Linked DNA regions of Mus musculus: region 1 is linked to region 2. The links are chromatin loops, found by intact Hi-C in ENCODE. Cell type or tissue: left cerebral cortex. All regions are shown on one strand.

The links. Hi-C counts contacts between places; a loop is a spot of excess contacts. Peaks named below come from ENCODE experiments on the same cell type or tissue, not always from the same donor. Only the 100,000 strongest peaks of a DNase experiment are listed, where the experiment ranks them.
Region 1: it touches region 2 in a loop (3-fold over the local background); 19 of 42 quality-filtered maps call a loop at or near these places.

Annotation. Positions count from the first base shown.
Region 1 is chr19:7,342,139-7,350,138 of GRCm38, forward strand. No RefSeq gene overlaps it. Among named protein-coding and RNA genes, the nearest start is that of Mark2, 4.3 kb to the left of the region's middle. In left cerebral cortex, a CTCF peak has its summit at 3,445 (motif pointing left); a DNase peak (open chromatin) is centred at 3,418; H3K4me3 peaks cover 400 bases; H3K27ac peaks cover 359 bases.
Region 2 is chr19:7,053,251-7,061,250 of GRCm38, forward strand. Macrod1 (mono-ADP ribosylhydrolase 1) reads left to right here and starts at 3,518. Exons shown (of 11, transcript NM_134147.4): 1 at 3,518-3,932. The coding sequence starts at 3,641. In left cerebral cortex, CTCF peaks have their summits at 2,054 (motif pointing right), 3,459, 3,660 and 4,839 (motif pointing right); DNase peaks (open chromatin) are centred at 2,151, 2,909, 3,459, 4,363 and 1 more place; H3K4me3 peaks cover 1,945 bases; H3K27ac peaks cover 1,498 bases.

The DNA of each region.
Region 1 (8,000 bases), 290 kb after region 2:
ATGTCCTTTGAGCCTAACGCCAACTTCCCATCCGCATGTTTAGCTCATAAAACCCACTTTATCGCTCAACCTTGCTATCAACGTGTGAGTCAACTGCCAAGTGTAGTGTCATCCTATTGCCTGTCTCCTGCTTTGCACACCCGCCCATCTTGCGACTATCTTGGCTTCTAGAAGTCTATGTCAGCCTTATATTGAGTCAGTCCCCTCATTCCTCTGTAAAGCCTGGGACAGACACCAGGTCGGACAGGCACTGGGTCAGCGTCCTTGAAACTTAACACACCTTTAAGGTACAGTATTTTTTTCAGTATTGAGAAAAATGCTTGCGTGATCTTGGCATGGAATCACATAACAAAGGCCAGCAAAATAACTCAGTTTGATCCATGGGGATCCACATAGTGAAAGGGGAGAACCAAGTCTAAAACATTGTTCCATGAGCATGCTACCCTATACACTAAATAAAAATGTAATTATATATGTATATATGTGTGTGTGTATAATATATATACATATGTATGTATATGTATATATATAAAATGAGTTGGAGAGATGGTTCAGAAGTCAAGAGGAAGGACTGGTTGCTCTCCCAGAGGACTGAGGTTTAGTACCCAGCACCCATATGGTGGTTAACAACTGTCTAACTAGTTCTAGGTGGTTTGACACCTTCTGGCTTCCACTAGGTTGCACAGACGTACATACAGGCTAAACACTCATATACACAAAAGTTAAATAGATAAATACTACAACATAGGTCAGAATGCTGGCTCATTCAGAGCCTGTACTATTTTCCAGAGAATCTGGTCAGGTCCCAGCATCCACATCAGATGGCTCCCTACCCCTTGTAACTTCAATTCCAGGGGAAATGATGCCCTCTGGCCTCTACCAGCACCCGCATGCCAGTGATACACATAAACCCATAAAAGCACAAACATAGGCACATACAAATAAATATTTCTTTAAATTACACATAACATTTCCTTTCTGCTGTTAGTTTCGATTCTATGACACAGTTTCCCACTGTAGACCAGACTGACCAAGAACTCCTGGAGCTGCCTCTGCTTCCCAAGGGCTGGGATTAAAGGTGTGCACCAACCACCCTGTCCATCCAAGTTTTTGTTGTTCTTTTGTTTTTGCTTTTTTTGGAAACAGGGTATTAAGTAGCCCAGGCTGGCCATGATATGTAACCAAGGATGGTTGAACTACTGATCCCCGGCCTTCATTTCCTCACCACTTTGATTGCAAGTGTGCACTGCCATGCCCAGCCCTAAATGACTTTTAAAATATTCTACAATGTTTAAGTCTGGAGAGACCATCTCTTTTTTTTTTTTTTGGTTTTTTGAAACAGGGTTTCTCTGTGTAGCCCTGGCTGTCCTAGAGCTCACTTTGTAGACCAGGCTGGCCTTGAACTCAGAAATCCGCCTGCCTCTGCCCCCCAAGTGCTGGGATTAAAGGCGTGCGCCACTACGCCCGGCTTGGAGAGACCATTTCATTTTCATTTTCATTTTCATTTCAAATCTCCCTTCTAAGACAAACTCATGGCAAAAGAATAGGCACTTGTTGACGATAAGGATTCCTGGGGTTGTAGGATAGTGGGAGAGCTTTAACTCCCATGCCATGAAGGAGGCCCTGGGGTCAATCTCTAGAACGAAAAATAAAATAAAATAAAACAGACAACCAAAAAGGATTCCTCCAGCTGGGTATGGTGGTCTGCCCCTGTAATCTTAGCACTAGAGAGAAGCAAAGGGGGTTGGCGAGATGGCTCAGTGGGTAAGAGCACCGACTGCTCTTCTGAAGGTCCAGAGTTCAAATCCCAGCAACCACATGGTGGCTCACAACCATCCATAACAAGATGATGCCCTCTTCTGGAGTGTCTGAAGATAGCTACAGTGTGCTTACATATAATAAATAAATAAATAAATAAATAAATAAATAAATAAATAAATAAAATCTTTTTTAAAAGAGAGAGAGAGAGAGAGAGAGAAACAAAGGCAGAAGAAAAGATGGTTCGAGGCCAGCCTGGCCTACATAATGAGTTCCAGGACAAGCAGGGCTACACAGTAAACACCCATCTCTAAAACCAAACCAAACCACAAAGACAAGTAGATGGTGAGGTGGCTCAGTAGTTCCAAGCTTGCTGCTCTTTCAGAGGACATGGGTTTGGTCCCATGGGGGCTCACAAAGCTCTTCTGGCCTCCATGAACACTACATGTGCATAGTGGGTATGCAGGCTAGCAGGTAAAACTCTAAAAATAAAAAAGGTTTAAAAACTAAAACTAAAATGTAAAACACATTCCCCAGCAGGGCAAGGTGGCATGCTTTTAATCCTAGCACTTGGAGGCAGATGGAGGTGGATTTCTGTTGGTTCAAGGTCAGCCTGCTCTACATAGTGAGGTTCGAGATGGCCTGTGTTACATAGTAAGTCCCTGTCTTGGTATGAGGGTAGGAGGGAGGATGGCAAAACCTCAGAATAGTGCAATGAAAGGACCAGACCTCTTGAAGATGTCTTTTTCCTTTTCTGGGCCTCAGTCTCCCTGTTGATAAGTGGGTTTGTTGAATTCAACAACTCTGAGGTCTTTCTCAGCTTTGGAAAGCTCCCAGCTCTTAACAGAAGTCCATGGAGGACCAGAGCCCACTCTTCCCTTTCCTCTGGAGTTTACCAAATCTGTCCGTTCTGTACCCAACATAAAGCCATGGACTTGCTTAAAACATTACGAGACTTTTGTAAGTATCATTTTAACTGTATCTTGATTATAGTTTTCTTTTTCTTATATAAGTTTTATTTATTTTATGTAACTACATACTGTCCTTGTTCAGACACACTAGAAGAGGGTATCAGATCCCATTACAGATGGTTGTGAGTCACCATGTGGTTGCTGGGATTTGAACTCGGGACCTCTGGAAGAGCAGTGAGTGCTTTTAACCACTGAGCCATCTCTCCAGCCCTGATTATAGTTTTCAAGCATGGATTTTGTAGATGACAACACACTGTTGGAGTCCCACCAAGCAGAGGTAATAGCTCAACTCAGACTGACTTCTGTTTCAAGTTATCCCTGCCCATGGTTCCATAGAAGCTGGAACTATGCCCCTGACCCTCACCCTAAACTCAACAGGAGGGATAGAGTGTGGGTCCATGAATGTGAAGAAACTGAGAGAGCTCCCAGGGTCATAGGGAAAGGACTGACCGAATTGCTGAGTGGCACCCAAGAATTGCTCACAGTGAGAGCTGTGCAGGTGCAGGGAGGAGGAAGGAGGCATTCTGTAAGGCAAAGGAATCCACAGGACTCCAGGAAGCCTCCCCATGCCCCCCACCAGCTCCACACCAGCACCACCTCTGAGAAAGAAGCTGGGAAAGCAATGCTGTAGAGTGATGGGGAAAGGGATGGAGGCCACACCACGCCCCCACCCCAAATTCAAACATGAGAATGATCTGCCCTCTGGTGGCCAAAGGGAGTCACATTGCCGAGCCTGTGCTAGACGTCACTTCTAGGACCAAAGTCTGAAGAGCAGGGAGAGAGGACACTGAAAGGTAAAGGCAGAGGCATCCAGGGAGCTTCTCCTGACCCTAGATGACTCTGCTTCATCAAGATGCCACTCAAGCCCTGATCTTCCTCTTGGTCACTTCTCCTCCTCTCACAAGCTGTTAAACCAGTTGGCCCACCCAGACTCCTTCTGATCCAGCCTCTGGACACAGCAGAATATCAAGTCTAATTCCCGTGACATTTGTACTGGGCTAGAACACCGTCCTCAACTCCCCAGTAGGCTTAAGGCAAGGCTCACTTTGTGGCCATTTGCCTATGTAGTCACATGCAGCCCTGTTCTAGGAAGGCCTCTGGACTTGATTTGATGTAAAGTTGTCATTTGTTTGTTTGTTTTTTCGAGACAGGATTTCTCTGTGTAGCCCTGGCTGTCCTGGAACTCACTCAGTAGACCAGGCTGGCCTCAAACTCAGAAATCCGCCTGCCTCTGCCTCTCAAATGCTGGGATCAGAGGCATGCGCCACCACTGCCCAGCTAAAGTTGTCATTCTTATGAAAAAAAAAAAAGTTTTAGCAAAGAAGACTCCTATTTTAGTGTGTGTGTGTGTGTGTGTGTGTGTGTGTGTGTGTGTGTTGTGTGCATCAATGTATATGTCTGTGCTCATGTGCACGTGGATACACTTAAAAACATGCCAGTGCCTACACAATGGAACTTCAGTGTCTTTTCTTACTCTCTATTTTGGTCTTTGTCGTTGTTTACACTTATTGATTTGTGTGTCCGTGTGTATGTGCATATCCCACAGAATACATGTGGAGGTCAGAGGACAACCTGTGGGAGTTGGCTCTTCCTTCCACTAGAGTGGCCTGGAGGCAAGAGCCTTGTCCACTAAACCATCTCACCAGTTTTCCAACTTCATTTTGTCTGTCTGTTTTTGTTTTTGAGACAGAATATCACTATGCAGCCCAGGCTATGCTGGAACTCACTATATAGACCCCAGGCTGACCTTGAATTCACAACAATTTGCCTGCTGAAGGCTATGTCCAAACCAACCAACCACCTTGTCTTTTTGTTCTGATCTCTTTTTGAGAGTTGTGTATGAACGTTTTACCTCTGTGTTTGCATGTACATCTGACCACTCTCTGCATTCCTGGTGCCCTCTGAGATCAGAAGAGGGTGTTAGACCTCCTGGAGCGGATGCGAGGGATGTCACATTATAGATGGTTTATACATCACAATTTGGATGCTGAGAGCTGAATTCAAGTCCTCTGCAAAAGCAGTCAGTGCTCTTAAGTACTGAGCGCGCTGTCCAGCTCCTTGTTTGTTTGTTTGTGTTTTTGTGTATTTCTGTTTTTCTTTTAAGAGAAAGTCTCTCTGTATAGCCCTGGCTATCTTAGAACTCACTCTGTAGACCAGGTTGGCCTCAAATCCACAGAGATCCTCTAAGAAATCTGCTTGTGGGCCGGGTGTGGTGGCGCACACCTTTAATCCCAGCACTCGGGAGGCAGAGGCAGACAGATTTCTGAGTTCCAGGCCAGCCTGGTCTACAAAGTGAGTTCCAGGACAGCCAGGGCTGCACAGAGAAACCCTGTCTCGAAAAACCAAAACCAAAAAAAAAAAAAAGAAAAGAAAAGAAATCTGCTTGCCTCTGCCTCACAAGTGCTGGAATTAAAGGCATGCGCCACCACTGCCCGGTGTCCCCGTGTCTTCATGGCAACATATGACTGAGTTATCATCTCCCCAACCCCCTCATTTTCATTCTTTACAGTGCCCCACATATTATGTAGGTGGTGCTGGTTATGGGAGAAAGCTTTGTCTGACATGGCAAACTTGATTCAATATGGCCTCAAACTGCCTGGCTAATACCATTCTAAATAAGTATCCTTGGTAGAGAGGTCTATCTCACTCCTACATGAGCAACGGAAAGCGCTCTGTGCCATACCTGTGTTGGGGCTGATCTTTCTCCATATACCTCCCTCAGCTTCTACAGGTATTTCAAGATCCAGCTCAGATCCCATCAGGTGAGTGGCTGCCTGGAGCTACCTTGTTCTTATTAATAGTCATTGTTGCCCCATCTCTCTAAATCTTCAAACTCACTTGACACATCTTCACTGTGCAACTACTAGGAGCCAGGTGCTTTCCTGGCTCCTCAAGTAAGTCAGTGAACAATTAAACTAAGTTCTGTGTACCTTGGGGCAAACTATCCAATGAGAAGATAAACATCAGAAACAAGCAGCATTAATGTTGTAGAAAACAACTAGAAGCCCACAACCACCATCATGAAAGACTCAGAAAGTCTCTCAAAAGGACCCAGAAAACAACGGAAGAGCCAGAGATTGGGGGCGAGAGCTGGAGAATGCTGCCTTTTGGACATGGCAGGGCTGTGGCACTCATGAATGCACACAAGACCTGCACATGATCAAACCGATGAGTTCAATCAACATTATGGTAGGTAGCACTAATTGGAGTTATGAGGTTACAAAAAACAAACAAAGAAACAAACAAGCAGCTTGTCACATCGGTTCACACTTTAAATCCCAGCACTCTGGAGGCAGAGGCAGGGTGATCTCTGTGAGTTTTAGGCCAACTTGGTCTAGTCTATAAAACAAGAGCTGGAGCAGCCAGGGATATAACAGAAAACTGTCTCAAAAAAAAAAAAAAAAAGAAGAAAGAAAGGAAGGAAGGAAGGAAGGGAGGAAGGAAGGAAGGAAGGAAGGAAGGAAGAGAAAGAAAGGAAGAAAGAAGAAAGGGAGGGGAGGGGAGGGGAGGGAAAAGGAAAAGAAAGAAGGAGGCTGCCAGGGATCCAGGGATGTCACAGGAGTGAGAGGGGAGAAGGGGGTTAGTATGATCAAGATACATTGTACGCATATAAGAAATTGTCAGGGGCTGGAGAGATGGCTCAGCGGTTAAGAGCACCGACTGCTCTTCCAAAGGTCCTGAGTTCAAATCCCAGCAACCACATGGTGGCTCACAACCATGAGATCTGATGCCCCCTTCTGATGCAGTAGGGTAGAGCCAGAAAGATTGGTAAGACCTGCCAGCTATTCCAGCTCCACAGTCAGTGAGAGACCCGATCTCAAAGGGATAAGGCATAGAACTGACTCACTGATACCCTCTGGCCTTGGTGTGTGTGAGGTTTACATGCCTGCATACTCAGGTGCACTTACTACACACACACACACACACACACACACACACACACACACACACACCACACCACACCACACCACACCAAAACAAAGCAGAGGCTGGATATGCAGGTCCAGCACAGGCTCAGGGTTCAGTCCCCAGCACTTCATAACCCAGAATGGTGGTAGACTTCTGTAATCCTAGGATTTGGGAAATAGAAATAGGAAGATCAGGAAATTAAGGCCATCCTCCCTTACATGGGGAGCTTGAGGCCAACCTGGGGCTACATGAGACTAATTCAAACCTCCCCCTCAACACACACACACACACACACACACACACACACACACACACACACACCAACAACAACAACAAACCAACCAACCATAAAGAACCAACCAAGATGTGTCTGTGTTTCAGAGTGAAAAGAGAAAGCAGGTTGCATGACAGACATTTGTTTGTTTTCAGTTTGGGAGGGAATCTGCTGGAAACTGCTAAACCCCAGTGTCACTGTCACTGAACCACACCCTTAGCCCCAACTGGAACCGGTAAGGTCACTGAAAGCTTTGCAGAGATGGTGACATTTGAAGAAAGATTTCAAGAAGGTGAGTGTGGTGGCTCATTCTTTTGTTTGTTTGTTTTGTTTTTGGTTTTTGTTTTTCAAGACAGGTTTCTCTCTGAGTTCCTGGCTGACCTGGAACTCACTTTGTAGACCAGGCTGGTCTCGAACTCAGAAATCCGCCTGCCTCTGCCTCCTGAGTGCTGGAATTAAAGGCGTTTGCCACCACTGCCCAGAACAGCCAGGGCTAAATCGATATATAAATAGAGAGGCTCTGTCTCAAAAATCCCAACAAACCAATAAACAAAAGTAAAACACAAAAAGCAACCCGCACAATTATCTATGTCTCTTGACTAAATTTCAGAAGACAAGACCCAGACTGCTGAGGTAGCTAGTTGTAGGTGTGGCGGCCACACTTTCAAGCTCATCATTCAGGATCGGAGACAAAAAGATCAGAAATTTATGGCCATTACTGGCTTCACAGTTTGAACCAGCCTGGGCTATGTGAAAGTACGTCTCAAAAGAAAATGAAGAGAAGGACCTAAGAGATAAGAGACTCTTGGAACAGGAGAGGCCAAGGCATGATGAGTTCTACCCGGCCCGTGCTCGGGAGGCAGTGCCACAGGCTTTCTTGGTAGAGTAGCTGGGGGAATGTACCAGCTTCCTCTCCTGAATAGACAACAAAACAAAAGTGGACAAAGCTGACCACCCACAACTGCCCTTCACAGCAACTGTGCTAGGATCAAGAAAAGCGAGTGTCACACTATCCTAGGCTCCAGCTCAGGGCAAGGGACCTAGGAGGAGATCTGTCCCAGCCCCAGCTGGAAGGAGGCAAGCAGCCA
Region 2 (8,000 bases):
TATAAAAGCAGACTGGAGAAAAATAAACACGTTTTAGCCTCAGCTGAAATCATGTTATAGTGTTGTCTAATTGTCTTTTTCTTTTCTTTTCTTTTCAATATTTATTTACTATTTATTTTTATATGAGTACACTGTAGCTGTTTTCAGACACACCAGAAGAGGGCATCAGATCTCATTACGGATGGTTGTGAGCCACCACATGGTTGCTGGGACTTGAACTCAGGACCTCTGGGAAGAGCAGTCAGTGCTCTTAACCACTGAGCCATCTCTCCGGCCCAGCCTTTTTCTTTTCAATACTCCCTCCCTCCCTTGAGACCTGGTTGACTGAGCTGGCATGGTCAACAGAGGCTGTAGTATGCCCAGGGCCTGCATGACTCTGCGCCAGATGGAATCCCAGCACTGAGGGGAAATGGATGCAAGTCCCCAACCCCCAACCTAGATGCTATCTCCAGCACACAACTACTTGTAAAGGAAAGATTCATTTTCTCCAATGGAGTCTCGTTACAAGCCACTGGTAGGGCTCCACAATAGACTGTCACAAACTCAGTGGCACTTTTGGATGTCTTTTGTCCCATAATGCTTTGTCTCAGCATTAACTTTCTCTTTCTTCCTTACAGACCCCCCTCAGGGGTTTTATGGGATCTCTGTGTGCGCGAATGTGTGCATCTCTGCATCTATACGTGCTTCTTGTGTGTTTTCTTTGGCTCTTTTTCTCCTGGTCATTTGTTTGCTTGTCTCTAGTCTAGTTTGTTTGGTTTTATTTTATTACTTTTTTAGATGCCTGATTGTATTCTAATGAGAGAGAGAGAGAGAGAACGGGTGTGGGTATGGATGTGTGGATGTGTGGAGAGTCAGGGAGGATCTGGGAGGAGTTGGAGAAAGGGAAATGTAGTAAGAGTATATTGTATGAGCTGGGCGTGGTGGCGCATGCCTTTAGTCCCAGCACTCCGGAGGCAGAGGCAGGCAGATTTCTGAGTTCGAGGCCAGCCTGGTCTACAGAGTGAGTTCCAGGACAGCCAGGGTTACACAGAGAAACCCTGTCTCAAAAAAACAAAACAAAAAGAATATATTGTATGAAAAATATCTTGTTGTTGTTGTTGTTTTTCAAGACAGGGTTATCTGTGTAGCCCTGGCTGTCCTGGACTCATGGACTTGCTCTGTAGATCAAGCTGGAACTGGTCTCCCTGCCTCTGCCTTCAGAGTGCTGGGATTAAAAGATGTGCCACCACATCCAACTAAAAAACAAAATCTATTTTCGCTTAAGGAAAAAAAAAAGTGAGGCTGTAACTAAGGTGCACTGGGTGGCGGGGCTTCTACTTATCCAGAGCTCCAGGAGCTAAACTCAAGGACATAAAGTTCAGGCACTAAGGAGAAGGCAGCCTTCTCAGGACCCAAGATGACTTTTCGGTGGAACCTTGCCTTTTCCTAGAGTCCCCTACTAAGTCGTTGGCTGGAAGGATGGAGGGCAAAGTGAAAACCCTTCAAGCCATCCACATCCTAAACTCTGGAACCTGTGAAGATGGCCTCTGGCAAAGGGAAACGGCGGCTATAAACCAGCTGATTGTGGGCAAGTACTGACTGTCTCCTGGATGCTGACGGGGCCCGGCGTAACCACAGCCTGGGAAATGGTAGATGGAGAACCAGAGAGCATGGTCCACACCACATGAAAGACAGGAGCAGCCTGGGCTCACTGCCAGGCTGCTGGAGGATCTACAGGAAGGGCCCGTGACCTCTGGAAAATCCTGGGACAAGCTCCCTTAGAGCTTCCAGGAAGGGATGAAGCCAGAGGCATGCAATTCTGGTGACTCACGTCAGATTCTTGTCTCAGAAATAAGCTGAGAAATCTGCATTGTTTACGTTGCCAGGTTGGTGGTGAGGTTTCAATAGGAGGGTCGTTCGCTTTGCTCTCTCTCCTTTTTGTTTTGTTTCCCAGGAACTAAATCTTTATTTGTAAAGTTTAGGGAGCAAGGCCTGGAGAGATGGCTCAGATATTAAGGTTCACAGTAACAATTTCTAAAATTTTTTTTAATGTGTTTGGGTGTTTTCCAGCCTGTGTGGCTGTGCACTACTCCATGCAAGGCCAGAAGAGGGCGTGGCATCCCTTGGAACTGGAGTTACAGAAGATTTTTGAGCCACCATGTGAGGGCTGGAAATAGAATTCTGGTCCTCTGGAACAGCAGTCAGGGATCTTAACTGCTGAGTCATCTCTCCAGCCCCGGGATTTAAATCCCTCCCCCACCCCCGCTTTCTTTTTAAATAAAAATGTAGAGTCTCACTGGGTAGCTCTGACAACCAGCTCTCAGGTAGGCCAGGCTGGTGTGGAACTGAATATGAAGTAGTGGCTAACCGGGAACAGGTTACAGGCATATGTCATTATGGAATATGAGGAAAAAAAAAATTAGCCGGGCAGTGGTGGCGCACGCCTTTAATCCCAGCACTTGGGAGGCAGAGGCAAGCAGATTTCTGAGTTTGAGGCCAGCCTGGTCTGCAGAGTGAGTTCCAGGACAGCCAGGGCTACAAAGAGAAACTCTGTCTCGAGAAGAAAAAAAAAAAACAACAACAACAACAACAACAACAACAAAAGAAAAGGAGAAAAATAAAGAAGAAAAAAATTATCCTTCTTAGGTCACTACTCTAGTGTTTCTATACACCCACATTTATAGATCCATATTCTCTCTCCTTTTCTCCTTTTTTTTTTTGGTTTTTGGTTTTTGAAGACAGGGTTTCTCTGTGTAGCTCTGGCTGTCTGGAACTCTCTGTAGACCAGGCTAGCCTCGAACTCAGAAATCAGCTTGCCTCTGCCTCCCAAGTGCTGGGATTAAAGGCATACGCCACCACTGCCCGGCTCTTTTTTATATTGATTGTTAGACTGACCTATTGACTGAGACAGGGTCTTGCTATGTGGCTGCCTTGTAAGTCAGGCTGATCCTAAACTTTCCTAAGATCCTCCGCCCTCACCCTCTGGAATGCTGGATTGTAAGTATGCCTTACCATGCCTATTTGACACCTAGGTTTCTTCCTGTCAAATCTCACTAATGTCTTGTGAGCTGCTGTGGAATTCAGTCGGCGCTGCTTGGCTCTTGGAGCTTAAGGGAGGTCGAGCTCTTCAGAAAAGTTGCCCCACCCTAACACATAGGTCCGCGGCACCTATCACCCCCGCCCCACCTTGGCAGGCTGGAACGTGCAGCTGCTGTGGATCAGAAGCAGAGCTGGGTGATGCGGAGGCACCAACACAAGTCCAGGTCTCTCTATGCCTACAAAACACGCGATAGGACCGAGTTTACTTATGAGCCACGGCAACTAGGCGGAAAGAACTAGAAGCCGACTTGGCGGGAAAACCCACGCACGGAGTGCCTTGTCGAATCACCGAGCTTCGGAAGGTTGGCTGCAGCCACACTCGGGAGGACACAGACAGGCTGGGTGCGCACGTGTGTGCTACCAGTGCGTGAGCGCAGTGGGCCGGGACGGAACTACAAGTTCCAGGGTGCCCAGCGGCGCGCCGCCCGCGGTCTCTAAGCAGGTCGCCACGGGCTGGCACGCGCCACTCTCGTCCCAGAGTAAATAAGGGACCGAGCGCGACTCTCCGGAGCACCGTAAATAGAGTCCGAGTGGGCGGGGAGCCGCCCGGCACCGCCTGCTCATGTCGCTGCAGAGCCAAGTGTCCGGCCGCCTGGCACAGCTGCGCGCGGCGGGGCAGCTGCTGGTCTCCCTGCGCCCCTGGCCCGGCCGCTCGGCGGGTGGCCCGCGGCCCCGTGGCAGTGCGTGCGGTCCCCTGGTGGCACTGGGCGAGCACGGCTACTGCGCGTGGCTCTCGGCGGGAGTTGGGGCGTGGGGGGCGGCGGGGCGTGGAGCCTGGGTGCGCACCTGGGCCCCCCTGGCCATGGCCGCGAAGGTGGACCTGAGCACCTCCACCGACTGGAAGGAGGCCAAATGTAAGTGTGAGCGCAGGGCGTGGGTCTCCCCGGCCGAAAGGCACTCCACGAGCAACTGAGACACTCGGGAACCCCTTTAGCCCACATCCATACCCAGCTCCTACACCAGGTTACCCCTTGACTAAACGAGTGGGGAAGGCGGCCTTACCTCAGCAATGGTCCCAGGTAGTCCACACCCCCCACACCCCCAGATCCTCTGGGATCTGCCACCTTCCTCCATGCATGCACAGGAGGGAAACTGAGGCTTAGGGCCAGAGTTCACTTCCCCAAGGTCAGGCTGGGAGTGTGCAAAGGCAAAGTGTAGAAGCTTGGCCTATCAGGTAGGGTCAGGTAGCCCCAAGAATGGCAGCTCGGGGGCCTCTCTGGGAGTATGGTAGGTGCCCGTTTTGCCCTCCTGCTGGCTTCTGGCCCCTTGCCAGCACTTTGCTCCTTCTTGAGGGACTGGGATCATAGAACTTGGAGAGCAGGCTGACATCGGGCGTGGGCTTGTGAGAATCACTGACTCCCTCAAGAATGAAAGTATTTCTCCTCCTGGACGGGCATGCCAGGAAGGGGCCACGGGTCCCGGACGACCTAGTCGCTAACTGGAATGCAAAGTGCAGAGCCCCAAATAGCCCTGAGTGGCAGTCCAGCTGCCCCTGCCTTTCAGCGCCAGTGCTTCCCTTATTATTCCGGGCCGATCCTCCTCCCAATGAGCGGCTAAGGCCATTGGCTGGGCTGCTAGTGGGCGTGACCATGGGGGCTGGGTCAAGCGGGGTTGAAGGTAACCTCAGATTGGTTCCTTTTTAGAAAAGAGAGCTCTCCCTTGTTGCAAGTCTGCCCAGGATCCTAAAGCACTTGACAGTCTTCTTTGGGAGCAATCAGAACTTGCCACTCCCTCAACCTTGGCCGGGAGTTGCGGGGCTCGTCCAGAATTCCAGCAGAGGGAGTTAGTGTTCTTCCTTAGAGTCCTGCTTACCCATGGAGAGCAGCAACCCAGGGAGAGGAGGAGAGTTGGGGCAGTACCACACGTAGTGTACCGTCTGCGTCTATTTCTACATTCCAGCCCTTCTCCCCGTAGCTCCCTTTTCCTTGGTGACCCTGAAAACCAGCCTAACCTGGGAAAGCTGATGGGACCTGAGGTTCCTCAGCTGCTGGACAGACGCTATTTTCTTCCTTTCTGTGCCAAGCGGGGAGTCAGGGGCGCTGGTCCTTGAGCCTCTGGAGAGTCTGATCTCCGCTTGCCATTTCCGCCGGGCTTAATGGGATTAGAGATGCCAGTGTGCTGCGGCTAGCTTTTAGGCCTTTGCATGGGTTCTGGGGATCAAATTCCGTTTACCCACCCACTAACCCGTCTATCTCCTTGGCCCTCATTCAGTAAACTTTTACCTCACGCCCTATTGGTACCAGCGCTGTAGGATTCAACAGTGAGTGGCCAGGCAAGAGTCTGTCTAGTGGAGAAACACTATGGCGACATAGTCCTCTGTGCACTATGAAGAGCTGGGAAGGTCAGGTGGCCCATTAGGGACCTGAAGTAAAGCAACCAGCTGGGGAAGGGCATTCCAGGTTCTGGAGATAGGGCTAGATTTGGAGGAGGTGGTCCCATTGTGACCAAACGCAGTCCCAAAGGCAGTGGTGACAGGGGCTGAGTGGTGAGACAAGGCAGGCCTTTCGGGTTTCAGTTACCTAGTGTGTGGAAGTGGGCACTCCAAGCCTCCGTGACCTGGGGCAGAAGGCTCTGGGCATGGAAATGTGGGGTGGTCTGGTCTAAATTTTCCTTTTATTTGTTTGTTTGTTTGTTTATTTGAGAGAGAGTCTCTATATAGTCCTGGATGTCCTGGACCTTGTTATGTAGAGCAGACCAGGCTGACCTCAAACTCAGAGATCTCCTCAGAGAGTTTGTTTTTTGGAGAGAGAGAGAGAGAGAGAGAGAGAGAGAGAGAGAGAAGGGTTGGTACCACAAGCTTAAAATCCCCGCACTCGCTTGGGAGAGGCAGGCAGATCTCTGTAAACTCCAGGTTGTTCTGGTCTACAAAGTGAGTTCTAGGCCAGCCAGGGCTACACAGTGAGACCCTGTATCTAAAAACCAAACAATAATCAAAGTTCTCCTCTATAGCCCAGGCTGGCCTGGAGCTCACTCTGTCATCCACACGGATGCATTATGACAGTTTATGCTCCTTTTCCTCTGCTGCGAAGGGTTCCATCTTCGTGTACCACACTTTGGATATCCATTCTTCTGCCGATGGGCCTTTAGGCTTCACTAAGTTACTCAGACCAGACCACCCTGACACATGTCTCTAATGGACAGGGGATATGTCTAGATGCTTGCTTTCCTAGGGGATTTTCTGTCAAAGACTGGCCCACTGACTCACATGAGACTGATGTGTAGGCAGTTTAGGGTGAAAAACTATAATAGCAGGGGGTGTGAAAACTCCCGGGCCTCCTCACCCTACAGGAAAACCAAGGTACAATCCTGGGGTTGCTCAGCGGCCCACTCTCATCAGAATAGCAACACGTTAGTTTTTGCTTGTCAGAGACCACACTAATCCCATGTAAGGGAAGAAAGAAGAAGGAAGATTCATTTTGACTCATGGTTGCAGAGGATCCCCATGCACAGATCATGCTGGTACATATCTGTGCTCCTTGCACTCTGAAGTGGAGGCAGGAGGATTGCTGTGAGATGGAGATTGGTGTAGGCTATACAGCAAGGGCCTTGCTACCTGGCAAGATTCTGTCTCAAAGGGAAAGTGGGACTGTGGTGACTGGAGGGAGTGACAGACGAGAGGCCTAGAGCCAGGCAAAACTGAGGCCCAAGACCTGACCTGCAGTGATCAGCTCCTGCCAGCCAACTCCCACCTCTGGACCTGAGCCTGTGGGGCTGCTCAGATTCAAAGCATAATTTCAGGCAGCCGGAGGCAGGCTGCAGGCTGCAGGCTGCATGCAGACAGCAGGAGGGTAGGTGAGGGGTAGGAGGGCAAGCATCAGTGCTTTGGAAGGGCTCGGCCCCCCAGCAGAATCTCCTGATGGGGTGTTGTTCTCTGTTTGATCTGCACCGTGTCCATTGCCTGCTGCGGTCCAGCTCGAGAGGCCTTGCCCAGGGCTCTGCCTGCTCCTTCTTTACCTCCACGCTGGCTGCTTGCTTCTCTGGATTCGTTCATCTTCCTCATCAGGACAGCCACCAGGCTGGATGCCCTCATCAGGAAACATGTAGGTCTTTTGTTGTTTTGTTTTTGAGACAGTGTCTCCTGTGGCCTAGGCTGACCTCTAACTCCCTACATAATGGGGGATGGCTTAGAACTTCTGATCCTCCCGCCTATGCCTATACATCATTCCAAATGCTGAGATTACAGGTGTAATCTAACACGCCTGGTTTATATGCTCCTGGGGATCAAACCAGGTGTGGAGCTGTGAAGCTTTGTTGGGGCAGATTTCTGCCAGATCTGTTGTCTTCACTGGTTAGTTAATGTAACCCCTTGATTTTTGGGTGCCACAGTGCCCTCCTCCCAACCAGGACCTATTTAGAAGACTGGAAATCGGGGCTGTGGGTTAGAGCCTTGCTCTTTTAAAGGACTTGGGTTCAATTTTTAGCACCTACACAGAGCTTCACAATCTCCCCTAATTCTCCAGTTCCACAGGACTAATGCTCTCTTCTGGCCTCTGCAGGCACCAGGCATGCTGGTGGTGCACATACATACATGCAGGCCAAACATTCATGCAATACAATAAAATAAATACATCTAAAAGGAAGACTACCTAAAAGGAAGATTACCTAAAAGGAAGACTGGATGCTGGGCAGTGACATATGCTTTCATTCCAGTACTCCAGAGGCAGAGGCAGGCAGATCTCTGTGAGGTTGAGGCCAGCCTGGTCTACAGAACGAGTTCCAGGACAGCCAGGGCTACACAGAGAACCCCAGTCTCAAAACAAAACAAAACAAAACAAAACAAAACAAAACACCACACACAAAAGACTGAACTATTCACAAGGAAAGGCAGTTGGCTTGAGGGGACTTAGCCAGGGCTATCAGGAACATCTAGGGCCTCGGTTCTAGTCTTGACTTCTTGTCTCATGCTGGGCCAGAACTGTGTA